2 separate regions of the Homo sapiens genome follow, and region 2 is linked to region 1. A link is a loop called in an ENCODE intact Hi-C map of the cell type or tissue named here. Cell type or tissue: PC-3. All regions are shown on one strand. Region 1 overlaps MACROD2 (mono-ADP ribosylhydrolase 2). Region 2 overlaps MACROD2 (mono-ADP ribosylhydrolase 2).

Region 1 (2,500 bases):
AATAAGGGTCTTGTTTTGTACAAGATGCTAGAAAATGCACTTCTAAAAGGTCTATGGTACTCATGCCTTCAAGATATATTTTGATATATCTTGTTCTTACCATTTTGTTCAAAACTATGAGATGTCAAATACCTACTTTATGGATTTCTGAATAAACATTTGAATCCTAAACAATATCAAACATCCATTTAGAAGTATGAAATAAAACAACTATACTTGTAGAAGGACCAGTCTGAGGCACCTATAAGATCAGGCAGCCCTTACTAAACGGAAGTCTTTGGAAATGTAAGTATACACTGGCAGGCTTTACTCATGAGTACACCAGGGCCAGCTTGGAAGTGCCAGAGTGGGTCTTGGACAAATCTATTCACCTACATAGTAGCTCCCAGTGGTCTTGAGTGTTCTCCCTAAACTTCTATATGATCAACTGGAGTGTAAAATGAAGCCATCTGAATCTTCTTGGACCATTCAATAGCTCTCTTATTCTCCTACTCAAGGACCATGCCCAAAGATGTGGACTAGACTTAGGGAAAACAAAAGAGAAAGAAACAATTAGGTGAGGCTGTTTGCTTACGAAAGTATTGTCTCTGGTACACATGATGAGAGCGAGTGTTCTCAGCCTTGACTGCACATTGAAATCATCTGGGAACTTTGAAAAAAATCCAGGTGCTCAGGCTGAACCCAAGACCAATTAAACCAGGATTTTACAGAGATGGTACTCAGAGATAAGGATTTTTTTTGGTAAGCTCTCCAGGTTATTCCAACCCCTTTATCTGACCAAACTCTCTGCTAGTTATTGACACGTAGGAAGGTCATCAACAGAACAAGGAAAAGGAAACATGTAAACTTCCCTTAGTGAAATTATGTGGTTGTGGGTATACAAGCTAATTCCTGACTGCCAGATTAAGATATTAACCCAATTATGCTCATTTTAGTATACTGAAAAAAAGAAGTCATCATTTTTATTTTAATTTGTTCAACTGCTAAAAGAATAATGTATTCCAGTGTCAATATGCCAAAGCAAATACATTTCATATGAAAGGCATCTATTTATGAGTCTTAGCAAGACTGGAAAACTGCCAATGCACATTTTCCAACAGACTAGGAGGCTTAGCAGGTAGTAAGCTGAACTGGCATGTAAGACCCTATGTTAATGAAAATGCCGAACTCTGGTTTCCTAACTATTCATGATTGGGAAATGAGAGTTTACGGTTCCGGAGGCTTTCCACGCAACGCACATCATCCGGGCATAATGAAAAACTGACACCTAAGTACCCAAGCATCATGTGAACACTGTGCAAATGCTATACAGAGAGTCACGGCAGCTTAACCAGATGGAGAACAAAAACACAGCAGCGCACAACGAATGAGTAAGTAAAATCCCTATGAATCAATTCACTCAGGCATAATACTCTAAATCCTTAAAAAGGGGGGAAAAAAAGAATGTAACGGAAATCTATTTCCACAATACACCCAAGGGTAACTAATGTAACTAACTGGCTAATGACAATACAAGATTAAAATAAACACCAAAACCCACTATACCTGGATTCATATTACTTAGATGAGAAGCTAAGTTAAGATATTGTAGGGAAGCTCACTTAATTACACTGGTGATGAAATTGTCTTTTCTCTTTTCTTGAGTTTAAGCAGTTATGCCTTGGGCCCAACTTTCCTGACCTTGTGAGTAAGTTGAGCCACATGTTCAGCAGAAGATATCACAGTAGCTGTATTTTTATAAGAAAATTCCTTTTTAATTATAAAACTAAAGCAGAGAAAACAAAAAAAAAAAAAAAAAAAGGAAGAAAAATTATTCCTAATCCCACCACCTTCAGATACCAGAACGGTTAAATCTACATCCACGACTCCTTTTAGAATGAAAGGATGAGGTTCCTCCAGATCTTTGGCCGGCAGATAGAAGTAGGCTTTCTATGTAGGCAGTCTTCTTAAAGGCCTTCAGAAGCTATTTCACTAACATTTACCCTTTCCTTCAAATCAAAAGCACAGACAATGCTATTGCTTTCTCCCTTCTTCAGTGCAAACTCTCCCAAGTCTTCTCTTCCTAAGTCCTCAGTATCTCTCAAAGAAATCTACTCTGTCCACCTTCACCAGCAGCACTCCGGGATGATCATCAGAATTACTTAGGATGCTTCCTTTCATTTGGTATATTCCTCTTCAATCTGCCCACACACCAGAGCCAGAGGAATCTCCTTCATGGGCTTCCCAGGGCTTTTAGGTTGGGAACAACATCATGATATCTGCTGCATCTTTCACAGGGCTTCCATCTCCTCGGCTTCTTCTGTCTCCACTCTCCCTCCTGAACTCAATGTCCCAGCCACATTGTCCTTTCAATGCTAGAATAAGGCCTCTGGGCCTTCCCAGTGCCTAGAACACTTCTCTCCTTTCCGCTCCCCTGACTCCCACTTTAGCTTAGTCATCCTCTTTTAACTTTCAGCTTAAAATTTACTTCCTGCAGAAAGCCTTTTCTGATCCCTAAAAT
Region 2 (2,500 bases), 100 kb before region 1:
TTTTTTGACGGAGTCTTGCTCTGTCACCAGGCTGGAGTGCAGTGATGCAATCTCGGCTCACTGCAACCTCTGCCTCCAGGGTTCAAGTGATTCTCCTGCCTCAGTCTCCTGAGTAGCTGGGACTACAGGCACGCACCACCATACCCAGCTAATTTTTTGTATTTTTTAGTAGAGACGGGGATTCACCATGTTGGCCAGGATGGTCTTGATCTCTTGACCTCATGATCCACCTGCCTCAGCCTCCTAAAGTGCTGGGATTACAGGTGTGAGCCACCGCACCTGGCCAGTGCTCCCTATTTTTTTAAAAACTGCTTCAGATATTTCTCAATTAACAAAAATGTTTAAATAATGCCCTAGCTATTAAAAAACAAACAAACAAACAAACAAACTCTGCATTTAGGCAAAAGTGTGAAGATGGCAACAGGACAGCCTGGGAAAAAGAAAAGTAATATCCATCAAGAGGCTACCTGTCCCAGGTGCCTTACTGATACAGATTTGTTATTTCATTTTCTCAATGACCATGTGAAGAGACAAATAACTTGCCTAAATTCATGGAGTAAGTATGCCACAGAGACAAGGCTGGAACCCAGTATTTCCTGTCTCCAAAGCCATTTCCATTAAACTCCACCAGAGAGGTCAGGAACATACTATATAAGTCCCTGCGAGCCAGGCCATTGATAATCCTATCCTGTATCTCTTTCTTTGAATCTGTTCCAATGAAACGCACCAAGAAATCTTGTTTAGAGATTATAATTTAAGGTACCAATTCGAATGCAAATACTGTTGTACAATAAACATAAAAAGGTCATATGAACGCAGTAGAGATGTTGTCATACTCTGTGGAGAAGGAAGATTGGTGAAGTACATTCTACGCTATACAAATCACAAATATCTGAATGACCAAGGTTTCTAGAGGATATAACAGCTCAAGAGCCCCATATGCAGAGAACTTTAGAAGTTAAGCCTTCTGTATGTATTCTGCCAATTTCCAATGGGGGAAATGTCATTTTCCTTTCCAAGGATGATGACTCATGCAGAATCAATGAACAGAGATAGAAACATGTAACAGCCTTTTAAAATCTGGTAATTTGATGATTAAGTCATGCCTTCAGAAAATTCTCTGGACTTCTCATTACAAAATAGCACCCTGGTGATTGGGTGCAGTGGATAAGTATTATGTATAACCACTATCTGAGGGCAGAGTTTTCTGAAACTAAGATCAGTCTGGGACAGTAAGGTGTTTCTTTTTCCTGGATTTGTTATTACAATAGCACCACAATATTATTTATATTATGGAAGGCTAAAAAGTATAAAGAAAGCATTTGAAAATGAGCATAATCTTAACCAGAGTTGTTAACTCCCATTTATCTTTGAGATGAGATTGAGAGAAAAGGGTAAAAAAACAAAACAAAACAAAAAACACAGGAGATCGTCCCCTGGTGAAAATGATTCTCTCTGAAAATGGCCATAAAAGACAAGCATTACGTAGTTTCAACCACCTGCCTGATGAGGAGAAGTGAATAAGAAAAAAAAAAATTGTGCCAATACCTTATACACAGAAAAGGAGATATTTAACCCAATCTTTAAATATCAGAACCTAAGGAGGCAAGGCAATCGGGAATAAAAACATACTGAGGGTTATTTATATTACAAATCTTATTAGATTTGTACCTTCCCTTTCAGCCCTTTCCATGTTTTTAATATGTTTTAATGATAGTAACTGTGACAAGAAATTGGGTGATAGAAAATAGAGCAGCATTTTCACTTTCATCTGTGTCTCTTCAGAGACTGCTCTCAGATTTCACAGTCCAGATCCTAGTGTTTTTTAAAGTAGGATAAAGAGACAACACCAACAGGATATTTGCTTGAGTCTCCCTGTTTCCCACTTGGACAGTGTCTTGGTGCAGACTAAAGAGCTACATATATAAGGGTGATTGTTTACTCTGCTTATCTATACAAAAGATCTTAGATAAATAAATGCTCTCATCTACCCTTTCCTAGTTCAAAATCGCATCATCTTATTCCTTTGATATTGTCTAGACTTCCTATATCTGTGGTATTTAACTCTACTTTCTTTCTTTTTTTTTATTTTTTATTTTTTATTTTTATTTTTTGAGGCAGAGTATTGCTCTGTCACCCAGGCTAGAGTGCAGTGGCATGATTTCGGCTCACAGCAACCTCCACCTTCCAGGTTCAAGCAATTCTTATGCCTCATCCTTCCCAGTAGCTGGGATTACAGACGTGTACCACCACGCCAGGCTAATTTCTGTATTTTTAGTAGAGACAATGTTTGGCCAGGCTTGGCCTCAAGTGATGCACCCGCCTCAGCCTCCCAAAGTGCTGGAATTACAGGCACAAGCCACCACACCCAGCCAACTCTATTTCCATATGGTATTATTTTTCTGTTTTTTAATATGCTTAACTTTTTTATGAAAAAGCAAGATTTTTGTTATAAGCTAACTTTCCAAAAACTAAAAATAGCCTTGGTCTAATTTAAAAC

The links. Peaks named below come from ENCODE experiments on the same cell type or tissue, not always from the same donor. Only the 100,000 strongest peaks of a DNase experiment are listed, where the experiment ranks them.
Region 2: a loop joins it to region 1, with 6 times the contacts of the local background. A loop is called at or near these places in 1 of 110 quality-filtered maps.

What each region holds. Positions count from the first base shown.
Region 1 is chr20:14,819,658-14,822,157 of GRCh38, reverse strand. The region is part of intron 5 of MACROD2 (mono-ADP ribosylhydrolase 2); the gene reads right to left. Among named protein-coding and RNA genes, the nearest start is that of MACROD2-AS1, 110 kb to the left of the region's middle. In PC-3, no CTCF peak of the experiment used is centred here; DNase peaks (open chromatin) are centred at 747 and 1,077; H3K4me3 peaks cover 1,478 bases; H3K27ac peaks cover 1,716 bases.
Region 2 is chr20:14,924,053-14,926,552 of GRCh38, reverse strand. All of the region lies in intron 5 of MACROD2 (mono-ADP ribosylhydrolase 2), which reads right to left. All of the region lies in intron 1 of MACROD2-AS1 (MACROD2 antisense RNA 1), which reads left to right. Among named protein-coding and RNA genes, the nearest start is that of MACROD2-AS1, 4.2 kb to the left of the region's middle. In PC-3, no CTCF peak of the experiment used is centred here; a DNase peak (open chromatin) is centred at 1,032.